2 separate regions of the Homo sapiens genome follow, and region 1 is linked to region 2. Evidence: read pairs that join two places in POLR2A ChIA-PET (ENCODE). Cell type or tissue: A673. All regions are shown on one strand. Links, peaks and the distances in the headings refer to the core of each region. The heading gives the core; the rest is flanking DNA. Region 1 overlaps TRIM67 (tripartite motif containing 67). Region 2 has its middle 54 kb from the start of FAM89A.

What was found. ChIA-PET counts read pairs that join two places held together with the same protein. Peaks named below come from ENCODE experiments on the same cell type or tissue, not always from the same donor. Only the 100,000 strongest peaks of a DNase experiment are listed, where the experiment ranks them.
Region 1: POLR2A ChIA-PET joins it to region 2 with 8 read pairs; 3 of 35 experiments call an interaction of 5 or more read pairs at or near these places.

What each region holds. Positions count from the first base shown.
Region 1 is chr1:231,177,332-231,185,275 of GRCh38, forward strand. The region is part of intron 1 of TRIM67 (tripartite motif containing 67); the gene reads left to right. It overlaps TRIM67-AS1 (TRIM67 antisense RNA 1), which reads right to left. Exons shown (of 3, transcript NR_166514.1): 3 at 6,767-7,905. Among named protein-coding and RNA genes, the nearest start is that of TRIM67-AS1, 6.3 kb to the right of the region's middle. RefSeq lists an enhancer at 6,484-7,012. In A673, for the core only: no CTCF peak of the experiment used is centred there; no DNase peak of the experiment used is centred there; H3K27me3 peaks cover 3,729 bases.
Region 2 is chr1:231,090,373-231,098,316 of GRCh38, forward strand. No RefSeq gene overlaps it. Among named protein-coding and RNA genes, the nearest start is that of FAM89A, 54 kb to the left of the region's middle. In A673, for the core only: no CTCF peak of the experiment used is centred there; a DNase peak (open chromatin) is centred at 4,259.

The DNA of each region.
Region 1 (7,944 bases), core at 1,554-5,553, 86 kb after region 2:
ACTAATTCTATTGTTGTTACAAGAGACCGGAGCTGACCTGATGCTAAAGAAGCAGTTTGGTTGCCGGGCGATGAGAACCTCCCCTGGCTTGGCTCAGCAAATGGTCTTGATACATTGGCAAAGTCAGAAGTCTGGTCCTGGGGCTTCATGCATCAGACATCCCATCCCAGGCTTGTTCTTGGTGTTATCAGAGCATGAGCTGATTACTCTCTGGTCTCTAGCCTTTCTTCACGGAAGTGAGACTTGCTGTGCCCAATTATACTTTCCTGCCAAATGGGATATTCTTACAGTCTCCATGGGCATTTTTACTAATAACTCCAGACAGCTTTAAAAATAAAATCCCATCTTGATTAGACTTTTACACCCATCAATGTGTCTTGCAGCTAACAGAAACTTACAGGATCTCTTTCTTTTTAAGACCAGCTTTATACATCATATGCATAAATAACACTATATTTTGAACACTTTGAGAACAAGGACTATGTATTATTTATCTTTGTAATCCCAGTACCCATCAGAGCATCTGACACCCAGTCAAGCACAAGAAACATCTATTTAATAAATGAATAGGACTTAACACTAAAATGTATTCTAATATCCATGCCATAAAGTATGATTTCAGAGCAGTCCCTATGAACTATTTGTTGAATCATAGAATAGAATGATTCATAAAGGAAGGGTCATTCCTGGGGACAGTATGGAAAATGAGAAGAGGAGGAATTATGCATTTTCCAGGGCCCCATATTGAAAAGAGCCATCCATGCTCATTAGCATGGCTCTCTCCTCCCTCCTTATGTGTGGTAATCATGTGAGAAACAGTCAGCTGAGCTTGTGACATGAAAAAAGCTGGCTGGGAAATGTTGGCATGACTTTTCCCAGATGTTAGCACTGCTTCAACTTTTGAGAGAACACTCTGAGTGTAAGTTTACTAGACTGACATTACTAAAATCATTGGTGCTATAGAGGCAGGAGAATACGGGGAATAAGAAAGCCAGTTGCAAGCCAACAATCCTAAAACTCCTCCTTTTGCCATGGACTGACGGCATATTAAATGAGATCATGCATTTTAAGGAATTAACAGTGTACACCACATGTGCGTGTTCAATAAAAGAAAGCCACTATTATCATCACGATTATTATTGAACGTCAAGGCTGAGAATGCTGTGAAAGGAGGGAATTGCTTTCCTGTCCAAGGCTGGGCACAAAACAATCTTAGTGACGGTGTCCTCTTGGGGTAGGGCTAAGAAGCAGCGTTTAACCTAATTGAGCTCACTGGCCCCTTGGCAAGGCCACTTCCCCTCCTCACACTGAACGGGTGCCTAGAAAGATCTATTCTGGGATTGCCTGGACCAGCTTTCTGCTCCATCATTGGCTGATATAATGGAAAGATGATTGGAATTTAAATAAAAAGATCCGTGTTCCATTTGGAACTATACGTCTTTGGATATGTTTCTTAACCACTCTCGGCCAGTTTCCTTACACACAAAATGCTGGTGTGAGGATGAAGTCAGATGAGGTTAGTAAAAGGTTCCTATTACACCTTCGGGGCACTCAGTTTATTCCTGAAAATATGAGAAATTTGGCCTGCTTCCCTTGTGTCCTAGAGAGCCCAACACCCATTTTTATGATGTGGAGAAAGAGTATATGCAATATGATTTTCTGTGAATATATATGTAAGGGTATGTATTAGGAGGTAAAGCTGTACATAATGTATTTGTTTGTTAAGGCTTCCATCACAAATTACCACAAGCTGGGTAGCTTAAAACAACAGACATTTCTTGTCTCACAGTTCTGGAGGCTGGAAGTCCAAAATCAAGGTGTCGGCAGGGCGGTGTTCCCTCTGAAGGGACCAGGAAGGACCTGCCCCAGGGCCCTGTCCCAGCTTGTGGTGGCTCCTTGGCTTGTGGCAGCAGAAGTCTAATCTCACATGGCATTCTCCCTCTGTGCATGCATGTATGTGTTCAAATGTCTCTTCTTTGTAAGGACACCAGTCATAATGGATTAGAGCCCATTCTACTCCAGTGTGACCCCCACCTTAACCAATTACATCTGTAATGGCCCTATTGGCAAACAAGAAAGCATTCTGAGGTCCGGTTAGGGGTTAGGATTTCAACCCCAAATGTGACTTTTTGTGGGACACATTTCAGCCTATAACACACGAAAACATTAATTAGTTGGTTAATGTCACAGTGGTCGTTAACCCATTTATGCCTGAGGTTGCAATTTTTTGAATTTTTGCAATCAGACCTTGGTGATGACCTTGAACAGTAGGATATGAATAACTCCCACAAGCTTAGCATTCCAATAATGGAACACTAGGCATAAATGGGTTTGGGTGCAACAACGAAACAAGAAGAGAGCTGGCAATTGAAAGAAAATTGAAAGTTACTAACTCAAGTAGGTTAAGCCCATTGTTTCCTCATACTCTGTGAACATATTCAGCCAGATTGTGCTCCTCTGAAGCTAGCAGAAAAGTGGGGAATTTTAGATTCCAGGTGTGAGTTGGGGAGAAGGACGGTTTAAGGTAGGGGAGGGGCAGTGTGGTGCTGATTAGAGGGCACTGGGTAGGGTCCTGCAGACTGGGCAAAGAGTAGGAGAAGGGATGGAGGAGAGATGGCAGGTTTCAAAGGGAGTCTTTTCATCCTCTCAACTTTCTCCTGTGCCTTTGTGACAGTCACCAAAAGTAAGTGTATTGAAAATGTGACCCATCCAGGGTTATAATGAGAAGTGTTATCATTGCAGCAGGACATTGCCCTAATGCTTAAATGTCCTGAGGTGTTTGAGGGAAAGAGCTTTGCTTTCCACTGAATAATCTATCTTAGAGTTTATCCTATGTGTCAACAAATATAGAAATACATTGGCATTTTAATGGGTGCTGAGTATTCAGTTATGTGGATATTGCATCATTTGTATTAATCACTATTTCTGAATATTTAGGCTGTTCACAAATTTCACTATTTTCTTAGATGCAGTGACCATTCTTGTATATACATCTTTGCATGCTTATCTTATTATCTCTTTAAGATAAAGTTCTATAAAAAGTCTCTAATTAAGAAAAAACACTCTATGGATTGATTTCTTACCTCTCGGTAAACATATGAAGCCAGGATACTGTCTTTAAGAACAACTTCATTCTTACCTCCCTCCCAGCGTGCTAGTCTCCCTCTCCTGCACCCCCCTTCAGATACTGTTCTACCCTAAGTCATATCTGGATGCTCCTGCCAAATCTATTGCATTGAAGATGGCAGCCTGGAGCATGGAGGAAGGGGGTGATGGTGGAGGAGGAGTTGGATGAATCAAGGGAAGGAAGAAAAAAGTCGCATGTGTTAATATGTTATTTATTTTTAATTGCCACAACTTAGAGGTAGGCAATAAAATCCCTAACATCTGCACTCTGTAGGAGAGTAAGAACTGGCCCCAGAGCACAGGGCTAGTAAGTAAAGCCAAGGTCTGTCTGAATGCGGAGGCCATGTTTGCTAGATTTTATCATTTGTTCAAATGTTTTCTGCTGTCCCTCTGGGAGAATATACTTCTTGTCCTATCACTCTAAGGCTGGGCCCTCTAACTTGCTTGGGTCAATGAAATGTGAGTGGGATGGATAGTGCCACCTCTCAGGAGAAGGTTTTTTTGTTTGTTTGTTTGTTTGTTTGTTTGTGATGGAGTCTCGCTCTGTCGCCAGGCTAGAGTACAGTGGTGCGATCTCAGCTCACTGCAACCTCTGCCTCCCAGGTTCGTGCGATTCTCCTGCCTCAGCCTCCCAAGTAGCTGGGACTACAGGCATGCACCGCCATGTCCAGCTAATTTTTATATTTTTAGTAAAGATGAGGTTTTACCACGTTGGCCAGGATGGTCTCGATGTCTTGACATCGTGATCCACCCTCTTCGGCCTCCCAAAGTGCTGGGATTACAGGCGTGAGCCACTGCACCTGGCCAGGAGAAGTCTTAAGAGCAAGGGTGTGTTTGGGCTGTAGCTCCTTTTCCTCTGCTATGAGTCTACTATGCCTCAAATGAGAAGCTCCTTCAGCCTGAATCCTGAAATGCAGAGGACGGGAAATAGAGCTGCAGGTGACCTGCAATGGGCACTCAGTGTCAGCAAGAAGTGAACGTTTGTGGTTGGAAGCTTCCAAGTTGGGGGGTGGTGTTTGTTACTGCAGCGTCACTAGCTTAAGCTGTCTGATACAACCATTCTCTCACCATTTCACTATCTTTCCTCTCTCTTCTGAGCCTTGCCCTGGTCATTGGCCAAAATGTTTCTATTCTTTCCTTTGGTCACAGAAAAATGAGAAAAAAGAAAAAAACTTTAAAAATCTAGCAGTGTCCTCTACTAGGTCCATATTTAGACTTCTTTTTAGACTTGATTTTTTTTCGTGGCTTTTTTTGCTTGACTCCCTGAGCTGTAGAGAGGTAGACATTCCCACCATACATTCAACTCCTGGAATAGGGCCCACTATCCAGAGTGAATAAACACTGTTTTACTGACAACCTGCTTTTCCTTTGAACTTCTTTTCTCTATTCTGAACCTTTTTTCTGGATAGTTTGATTTGGCTTAAAATCTATTTCTTCTGCTATAATTCAAAATAGTAGAAACATAAGCCTAGCACTTCTGGAGCCTGTTTTAAAGGGATGGTTTGGGATATTTAGCATACTTCCGCAGCATGTTATCCTCATATCTTCACATGGCCAGTGACAAATGAGGGCCTTGCTCTAGTAGGTTACCCCAAAGTGTAAGAAGTGAAATCGTGTGACTGTTCTAATATAATATTTCATATCAGGTGCAAAGCTAAAGTGGAGCTCTGGTCCTTGCTTCTGATCCTTGGTTCATTTTAGAAACTTCCCTGTCATCTTGCCCGATTAAAAACTAATTCACTTATTCAACAAATATTTATGGGACATACACTGGTAGCCCACGCAAAGATGAAACAAGCAAGGTCTCATCTCCCAAGATGGCACAATTTAGTGAAGGAAGAAGGAAATGTTCTCAGCTGTCCAGGAGGATAAGGTGGGAGGATCGCCTGAGGCCAGGAGTTTTAAACCAGCCTGGGAAACACAATGAGACCCTGTCCTAAAAAACAAATTTAAAAAAAAAATAGTAAATACACGATTACAGTAGAACAGAAAGAGATCCACATCTCGTTGGCACAGGGACCCAGAAAAGGGACATCTCAACAGGACTTGAAGGGGGAGGTTGCACAATCCAGCATAAGGAAGGGACACTTGAGCTGAGGTTTGGATGACCGTGGGGCACCGGTGCAGCCATGGGAAAGGGCACATCCAGCAGATGAATGGCAAGGGCACAGGCACAGAGGCACACAGCTCCTTGGCAGGTCATGTGAAGGTGGCTTGCATCTTGAGGGTGGGTACCGGCTCTGCCACTGTCTGCCCACTTCAGCAGGAACTGACAAGCCCAAGTCCAAGGGGAGGCATGGATTTCCCAATTACTCTGGGGTTGGCTCCTGCACACGTGAGCTTTTGAAGGTCATTTGGCCCTCACTGACTGCCTTGTCAGAGGAAGAAGCCCCCGTGTGCCTGCGGATATAGCTAATGACTGGAAGTCAGTTTCTGGCAGTACTGCCCATCAGTCCTGCCTCTTTTTATTTTGACTTCAGCATTAAGTTCTAGCTAAGAAAATTTGGTTGGTGGCTCTGACATATCAATCCTGGCAACTTAAAATTCACTGTTAACAAGATAGGTTGCTCCTCCCTGCAAGCCTTGGGGCAGGAGCTCGTGGGGAACTCCTAAGCAGTCAGGATTTTGGGAGTCAGAGTCTGAAGCTGAGTTGTGGAAGGGATAAAGAAGAGACCTCTCATCATCACCATCTCCACAAGCATGGACTATACCAAGGCTCAGCATGAATCACTAATTATAGCATAGCTGTCTTTGCATTTGTTGGGCATCCTAACCACTAAATCTGCTAGAGTCCTTTGCTCTGAGCAAAGGAATCCAACTCTGGCTAACTTGAATCAAAAGGAAATTATCAGAAAAATAGGCCAGGCAGAGTGGCTCACACCTGTAATCTCAGTGCTTTGGGAGGTTGAGGCAAGAGGATCACTTGAGGCCAGGAATTTGAGACCAACCTGGGCAACACAGCAAAACCTCATCTCTACAAAAAGTAAAAATAACAAAATATAAAAATTACTTGGGCATGGTGGCACGTGCCCAACATCCTAGTTACTTGGGAGGCTGAGGCAGGGAGGATCACTTGAGCTCAGGTGTTTAAGCCTGCAGTGCTTCATGATGGCACCACTGCAATCCAGACTGGACAACAAAATGAGACCCCCATCCCTCCCTCCCAACAAAAAGCAAAAAATATTGCTTTTTTCTTGAGCACTCACAGAATCAATACGAACTTTGAGAGCCAGGTTTGAAACTGTAACAACAGGGAGCACGTAGATAGCATTGAATATGTGCCAGGTGCATTTTACAGTTATTAACTCACCTAATCCTCACTATAGCTGTTAGGCACTTACTGCTATTACCCGCCTTTTGCATTTGAGGAAAATGAGGGCAGGGAGAGTAAGTGACTCACCTAATGTCACAGGGTCAGTGAGCTGGGATTCAAACCCAGGCATTCTGGCTCCCAAGGCTTCCCCAAGTGTGAAGAAGCAGCATATACAGGAATGCTCTGATAGCAGGGATCTGCTCAAGGAACTATGGAACAAACACCCATCTCTCCAGGTCTCTTTGTCTCTTTGTTCAGTTTTGAATTCCAAGGAGTTATCATCCTGCTGGCCTCGAATAGGGTGTTAACGAATCCACTGAAAAGGAATGTTTTTAAAAAGAGTCTTTATTCCAACCAGCAGTTTGCCAACTGGGGAGACTCAGCCTTCAGTATAAAACAAAGGCACGTCTGCCAGAACAAAGAGAAGGGCTATCCTGCATAGAAAAAGTTTCTGCTTAGATTCTAATCCCAGTTCCCATTGCATCTGAGGGATGCAAGCTTGTTCAGTTCTGATTTGCTGATGTTAAAGTTGACCACGGGTCACATTTCATTGGTCAGGTTCAGGTGGTAGAATGAGGACGTCGGCAGCAGTTGATTCTGGCAGTGTGAGCAGGAACAGACAGCTAAGAAGGCCCCAACATTGAGCTACTGTTCGGCTTGCACAGGGCATGTAGGGAACCTGCAGTAGGCAAATGGCTTTCAGCGCCACTCAGAATTCAGACCCGGATAGCCCCTCAGGATCCATCTCGAAGGGCTGGCTCTCTCAGGGTTCACACAGGCATGTGCCTACCCCTTGTCAGGGTGAAGGCAGTGGTACTGGAGTCCTAATTCCAGCCCTACCAGGCTGTGCTCAGTGGAGAAAAGGCAACTTCTCAAAGCAAAATTGGGATACTGTTATAGAGGATAATGGAAGGTCAACAGCAGAAAAACAATGGTCCCTGCAGCTGTCGGGGAAGCTCTCTCTGGGGTTCTCATTCTACCGAGAACCACCATGAGTAGAGTGCCAGTCCCTGAACCCAGGGCCTTCCATGCACACCATCATTAAACCTTGAGGCAGGCCTTTGGGGTGGGTATCATCACCCCAATTCACACGTGAGGACACGAAGTCTCACAGAGGGCAAGAAACTAGGTCACGTAAAATTAGGGTTTGAATTCAGGGCCCAACCCTGAAGCCCAGCTCTAAGGGTTGCTGGATAAACACCCAGCAGTGCTCCTGAATGGGTGGCCGGCAGGTTGGGGAGGGTCAGCTTATTCTGCTTGCAGGGCCTAGGCTAGTGTGGAGCTGAGCTGGTGCCTGGACTTCCAGAGAGCAGGGCACTTCGGTCACCATCTGCTGGCTCCTAAATCCGAGTTGCTGGCTCAATGGGAAGTGTGTGTTGTCCAGCCAGCCAGCCTGTACTCCACGGCGTCCATTCCTGCACCTTCCACCCTTCTCAGGATTCCCAGAGCCTTTATCTGAAAACTCCCTGTGAGAAAGGAGTCTCCCCTCACCCCTGGACCAGCTC
Region 2 (7,944 bases), core at 2,078-6,077:
ACCAAGAGGCAGATACAGTTTCCCAGCTTCCTGGGCCCCTCCTACAATCCCGAGAGGGTTTGTCTGCATTTCCTTCATACTTCCCATTTTAGTTTGCAGTTTTATTTGAGCCTATTCAAATCAATTTCTGCTCTAATAATATTCACCTAAGATAACCGCCTTCTTTGTGAAGGAATTCCTACTTATCTTTAAGACAGAGCTGAAGTTTCAACTTCAATGGGATGTCTCTCAGATGCTCAGACAGATTTGTTTCCTTCTATGTGAACTTGTAACACTTTGTTTATAATCATCTTTATTGTCTAATTTCAATACCAGGTGAGAAGCATCACTTATGACATCACATTACAATCAGTTTTTAAGATACTAATTTCTTTTAATGCCTGGGATATATTAATGGTATAGCCCCAGCAACTGTGTCTTAAATAAATAATATCAGACATTATTAGGTACTGGGCACTGTGTTTGGTGTTTATGCACATCAACTCATCTAGCCTTTATAGCTATGAGATACATACTTTTATTATCCATTTAATAAATTACAAACTGAGGAACAGAGTAACTTGCCCAAGGTCACATAGGTAAGTACTTAGACTAGGGTTCAGATCCAGTCAGTTCCCAGAACCCTCTATTATGATATGGAGGTCATTCCCATCTTAATTTGAAACATTTATTACATTATCATCTTAACTTGAAAGGTTTTTCCAAGGGACTCTGTCTACAATCAGAGGGAGACTGTAATTTACCTGTATATTTACATCTTGCACAGTGACTTCCACGGCTTTAGAAAGGTAAGAATGGGGTCTTAGTGTATTTGCAGGTGAACATAGCTCCCTGAGGTTGATCATTAGTCACTGTGACAGTGACATGGGGCTTAGGAAATGGTGAAGGTGGTAAGAACTGGGGTTTTTTGTTTTTTGTTTTTCTTTTTGAGATGGGGTCTTGCTTTGTCACCCAGGCTGGAGTGCAGTGGTGCAATCACAGCTCATTGGAATCTCAAAGTCATGGGTTTAAGAGATTCTCCCATCTCAGCCTCCCAGGTAGCTGGGACCACAAGTGCACACCACCAAGCCTGGCTAACTTTTAAAAGCTGTGTTGTAGAGATGGGGTCTCGTTGTGTTTGCCCAGGTTGGTCTCAAACTCCTGGCCTCAAGCAATCCTCCTGCCTTAGCCTCCTAAAGTGCTGGGATGATAGGCATGAGCCACCGTGCCTGGCCAGAACTGCTTTCTAAGCTACCTGTTGCTCAGTGTTGCCCACAGACACTGTGAGGTCGTGGTTATTACCCATTTCTTTCACCGTCTAGGATTTGTAAATATCTGTTTTTGAGAATGATGTTCACTAGTTCCACTAGTGCATATTCCCTAGTTCTCATTGATTTCCAGGCCCTGTGCTGAGCACTCTATTATTCCACGCTGTCCTCCTAGTACAGAGGAGGAAGGTCGGGCTGAGAAATATCAGGATAATGTGCATAAATTTTACATAGCCAGGAGGAGATGAAGCGAGAGTCTGACTGCAATGCACGCTCTGAACAACTGTCCTCATGAACACCACGTCACCTACGCTCTGGTCCCTGAATGTGGTCTCTCAGCTGCTCACTGGTATCCAGAGAGCCCAATCTGGGCTCTGGCTGGGTGTTGGGATGTGGTTAACCGGGTTGGAGGAAATCCTTGTTTTTCCTACGGTTGCACCGACTGGTCTTTATGTTGTGTGTGAAATCCGCCCTCCTCAAAGCACACGGAGAAGGTGCTCGTCAGCGTCCCCTGCTGGCCTCAGAATGCTAAAGAGGGTGGATTTATGGGAACTCCCGCAGCCAGCTCTGCGTGGTCACAGTATCCAACATCCAAGCAGATCCCTCTTTCTCAACAACAAACACCACTCTGTTGTAGGGTTGCTAGAGAGCTGGGCCAGCATGTGTAGGGAAATTCATACACTTCCAGCATGTGTGGGGAAATTCACACATTTCCCAAGGCTTTATTGGGGATCATGAAGGGATTTTATTTAAGACAGAGTAAGCTACATGTGGCCAAGGGACCTTGCAAATTTAGTGGAGGCAGCCGGCAAAAAGGAAGGGGTATGGGGGTGGGGGGGGCGGTGGGGGAGGATAGGCCAGAGTCAAATCCTGGCTTCTGCGTTTATGAGCTTTGTAAATTGGTAAGTTGTTTTTCCCCATTAATTCATTGCCTTGTTTTCCCCATCTGTAAAATGGGACTAGCCATGCTCAACTGGCAGTTCTGAAACTTACCCAAGAAGATGCAGCCAAAGTTGCTCAGTAGCTCTTCAGTTAGACTGTCTGTGAAATCCACGTGTGGTTTAGACCCAAACACCCATAGCAATGGTTTGACAATTCCAAATGTAGCTGCTGAAACGAAGAAAATTAAGGGTCTAGGGGAAATCATTTTCTCTCTTGAATATGTTTCTTTAAAAAGAAAAAGAGCCTAATTTAAGTGACAATGTGTTGATTAACAGCTGGGTGTTTCTAAAGGGTTGAAAATTAAGCGCCCAGTTATCTGGTCAACTTTAAAATAAAGGCAGTTAAACACACTCTGGGCTGGGCGCGGTGGCTCACACCTGTAATCCCAACACTTTGGGAGGCCGAGGCAGGCAGATCACCTGAGGTCAGGAGTTGAAGACCAGCCTGGCCAACATGGCGAAACCCCGACTCTACTAAAAATACAAAAATTAGCTGGGTATGATGGTGTACGCCTGTAATCCCAGCTACTCAGGAGGCTAAGACATGAGAATCGTTTGAGCCCAGGAGGCAGAGTTTGCAGTGAGCCGAGATTGCACCACTGCACTCCAGCCTGGGCAACAGAGTGAGACTCTGTCTCAAAAAATGAAAATTAAACACACACACACTCTGTCATAGAGGAATTTCTGGGAACTGTCTAATTAAGGACACCGCTCTGCTCCAGAGAACCTACGGGGTCATGTTCTCACTCGCCACTCCCTTGTCCGCAAAGGGAAGTGCTGCATATATAAAATCACTGAAAGAATCACATGATTTCCTTTATTTCTCTGGCCTTAAAACCTCCCGAGTGGGTAATCTGACTCACAGGTCTAGGAAAAGGGCCATTCAGGATAGTAGTATTGGCGGGTATTTTACAATGGAGCTGCAGACATCAGCACCAGCCTCCTAAGGACACCTTGAAGACGGACACAAAGGATGCAATTCATTCTTGAAGAAGAAGAAAAAAATCCACACAACTCAACCAGGGCCTGCTAGCATTACCAATCCCCACCCTTCCCTTCTGCTTTTCTTATTTCACAGGCTCTGCAGCTCCCTGCAGATGGAGCTGCTGCCTGTACTCCCAGGCTGCTCTTTCCATGGCGAGGCTGACCGTTCTGCTGCCCTCTGCCCTGGGCTCCCATTCAGGCAGAAATTCCCATTAGACGCTCTGTACAGAAGACAGGACTCGGCTGGCAGGTATTGTGCTGGGCTGAATTGGTGCAGCTGCTGTGTGGCATTTTGATTGATGCTGAGTCTGGATGCGACCTTTTAAAATGCAGTTTCCTTTGAAAAGGCAGCTCGGAAAATCACTCTGGCTGTGTGTGTGTATGTTTTCATGTGTGTGTGTTCATGCATGTGCTCTGCACGCTCTGAGTGACTCTACGAATACACGATTTGCTCCTATTGAATTTAACTGAAGCATCCCCAAAGGAGCAAAACAAATTCCTCATCCACAGATCCTTAACAGAAGAGAGATCCAGGCCTTTCCATGTCTAAGACACACTAAGATTACCCATAATTTTACCTTGAGCTGGGTGCAGTGGCATGTGCCTATAATCCCAGCTACTCAGGAAGCTAAGGTGGGATGATTACTTGAGCTCAGGAGTTCGAGGCTATAGTGTGCCATGATCACGCCATTGCACTCCAGCCTGGGCAGCAGAGGGAGATCCCACCCCTAAATTTAAAAAAAGAAATCGCTTTGCACCTAATACTTCAAAATAGGCAGTTGTAGTGAGTTTCCATGATGCCCCCAGGGCATTTCCAATTCCAGGAGCTCACTGCTGTGACTTCCTTTTCCAGGTAAGTACAAAAATGTAGCTTTGTCCCATAGGACATTAGACCAAAAAAAAAAAAAAATCCAGCCTTGCAGTTGTTCCAGCTATTCTGGAAAATAAGACCTGGTGATTCTGGATTCCACAGTCTAAACAGCAGTCAGAGTGACAAGATTCTATAGAAGTTGCAGTTGTATAATCCAGCTAATAACCAAATCAGCCATTAGACACACATCCACTGGAAAGCAAGTCGATTAGTTCCGGTGGTTGTGAATGGTCTCATCATTTCATTTCACAGCAAGCTTTGGCATTTCTTTTGAACTAAGGAAGACACGAAGATACAAAGCTTTTTTCCAGTTCATGGCACTGCTAAACTATGAGTTAAGAAATCCATTTCATGATGTTATATTTTTTGCACATGGTAGTCTTTCTCATTACACTCTTCCCAGTTGTGGTCATTCCTCTCTACTACACAATTCTTACTCAGTGCAACATTTCAAGAGGTATTCATGGTGACCTCACAGTCCCACCCTTGGGATTTGGAGGAAGGGGCACCATTTGAGAGACAAATGAGTGCAAAACTAACACATCAATGATGGTAGGAGCAGGCTGAGCCCAAAGAGAGAGTTTCCATATGTTACCTAAAAGGCCTGGAGGACACCAAACCTAAAGGGGTGAAGAGCTCATATCCGTAGAACTGGAGTGTAATTTAAAACACGTGCCCAGACTGGACACGATGGCTCATTCTTGTAATCCCAGCCCTTTGGGAGGCTGAGGCAGGTGGATTACCTGAGGTCAGGAGTTTGAGACCAGCCTGACCAACGTGGTGAAACCTTGTCTCTACCAAAAATATAAAAAATTAGCCAGGCATGGTGTGGCCGCCTGTAATCCCAGCAACTCGGGAGGCTGAGGCAGGAGAATCACTTGAACGCAGGAGGCAGAAGTTGCAGTGAGCCGAGATTGTGCCATTGCACTTCATTCAGCCTGGGCAACAAGAGTGAAACTCTGTCTCAAAAAAATAACTAACTAAATAAATACAAATAAAACACATCCTGAACCAATTTTGGTAACCCCATATATGAATACGAGATGTACTAACACCAGGATGGGTGTGAATTGCATTCGAAGGCTAAAGAGCAGGGAGGCAGAGTGTCCAAATGTGTACTGTCTGTGCCTCAGGCAGAAAGGGTGTCCTCATTCCAGAACACCCTTGTTCTTTAGCCAGAAATGCTCCAGGTGCAAGAAGGGCATTTTTCAATCTGCTTTGGGTGGACAGAACTGTCCCTTGGTAACCATTTATTTTGCCTGCTTCAATTCTGTGCTCAAAACACAGCTTTCTGACCTAAGAGCTGTGTCCCATATTGTTTACTCTGCGGGGCGTCCTGGGTAAATGGCCGCCCACACTCTCCACCTACAAGGGCTTCCCATCTAAGGAATGCTTTGCCCCATCAATGGGTGCCGAGTGAATTTGGCCAGTGAGCCTGCCCCAAGATGGTCATCAACTCTAAGGGGAAGGATAAAATTCTGTTTCTGGCCTTTTAAACCTGGATCCCTGACTCTGAACCATGGAGACTGTTGAAGGTACTGCCCACCCACGGGGACCCCTGAAAGCACACAGTAAGGCACCCTGCGACTTGAGCTCCTCTCTTAGTTGTCATAAGCATGCCTGTTCAGCTTACTGGCATTTGATATTCATCAAGCTGGAAGGCACGACTTGTCTCTACAGTTTTTCACAGAGAGATTTTGGTAGGTTCAGATTGTATTTTTTTGGTTTATGTTTGGTCAGTTGTTTGGTTGGTTGTTTAGTTGGTAATTTGGTTGGTTGCTTGTTTGTTTAGTTGGTTGGCTAGTTGTTTGTTTGTTTGGTCTGTTGGTCGGTTGGTTGGTTGCCGAGGTAAGATTGTGAGCAGCTCGTTGCACACTCACATTTGCTCTGACTTACGACTTAAAGTGAAGTACAGGGGCCTGGGTTCTAGTACCAGCTCCATCCCTAGCTAAGTGTCACTCCCTGGGTGTTTTACTTTGGGTTCCCTAAAGGCAAACTCTGAGACAAGAACTTAGGAACGAGTGGCTTATTTAAGCAGGAAGCACAAGTGAGGCATGGGGAAATGAGGCCAGGAGGGAGAACAGTCAGGAAAGGGTGTGCTGGGTTCCCCCGGCGCACCTGAAGCTCAGTTCCACCAGAGGCCCTCAAAGGAGAGTGTAGAAACACTTCAAAGCTGTCCATGTGAAAGATGGGGAGAAACCCACCAATGCCACCTGATGTGGCTGACATTTGCCCTTGGAGTCATGAGATCCTCAGCATCGTCCAGGCTACCCCACATACAGACTGAGCAAGATTCCATGATGGAAGCCATTGGCCTGCAGGGACTGCCCACTGAAAATATAGACTAATGCAGAGGTGGCTGAGGGGACAGGGATACCAGGGTCTTTGTCTGTAAAATGAGGAAGATGAACTAGAGCACATCTCTGGCTCCCTCTGCCTGGGCAGTGACTCTCACCTCCCTGGACTGCAAGGCGACAGGACAGCACCTGCTTGTGACCTCAGAGAGCTGCATGTGGTTGGCACATCCACACAGGTGTCCAGTGCACTGCAGAGGGGCTGCACGAGGGCCTGGCTGCACCAGAGATTTGGGTTGCAATGTTCTTATAAAGTCAGGAAGGAAATGAAAGTATTCTAGCAATTGCAAGGTCTTGAAAGTAGCCATCCTATGAAGAGGCTGCCGTTTCCCTCGGAAAACTTGCGTTCTGATGATCTGATGACCCTTTCTTTTTGCTTACTTTCCCCTCAAAAAGTGGAGAAATACGTTTTAATCATTAATAAACAAAATAATTGTACACACTACATAATTCATAAATACCTCCACATCTATTATCTCACTTAAACTCCCCAGTAGTCTTGTAAGATAGGTAGGAAATATATCCCCCATCTTAAAGGTAAGGAAACTGAGTATTAAAAGAGTTAAAAATTAATATTAATAGTAAGTCACATTTGGATAGCACTTCACACTTCCCTGAAGTCACTGTGCTGTGTCCTGTCTTTGCCTGCACCTGGTGACAGACTCAGTCCTTGACCACAGGGATGGGCGTGTGGCTGTCATGGTAGTCCATGCCCCTGGGCATGGGCTCAGTGATTGGTTCAGAAACAAGTCAGTTAAGATTCTTCTTTTTTTTTTTTTTTTCCTGGTAGAGCTAATGGGGAGAGTCTCTCTTTATTCTCAAATCCTGGATTTGGAAAAAGGAGATTCTGGGTCCTGTCATAGAAAATGAAAGACGAAAATGAATCCATGCAGAGCTGAGTAAGGAGATTGGGGGAGGCTGAGTGAAAGGGATTCCCACGGATGCCTAAGGCCCCATTTCCAGTGCCTAAGACCTCAGAGTGGTCTTGTTCTGTGTCCCTCCTGAGGTTTATTTAATAATTAATCCCTCAAATCTATAAGCCATCTTGTGTGCTCTCAATAAGCACCCTCTGCCCCCCTTTTCTTCTTTTTTTCTTTTTTGAGATGGAGTCTCACTCTGTTGCCCAGGCTGGAGTGCAGTGGTGCCACTTCAGCTCACTGCAACCTCTGCCTCCCGGGTTCAAGCAATTCTCCTGCCTCAGCCTCCCAAGTATCTGGGATTACAGGCGTGCACCACCATGCTTGGCTAATTTTTTTGTATTTTTAGTAGAGATGGGGTTTCTCCATGTTGGTCAGGCTGGTCTTGAAATCCTGACCTCAGGTGATCCGCCCGCCTCAGCCTCCCAAAGTACTGGGATTACAGGTGTGAGCCACTGCGCCCAGCCAATAAGTCCCATTTTGAGTTGTTCCCCTGACCAGCCTACACTTACCAGGGCTCCATCCATCAGTTCTGCAGCTATTCACTTCACTAAGAGACATCAGGCACACATTCCCGATTGTGGCTTCAATGTATTTAGGTGATTGGCATTAAAAGAAAATATTTGCAGG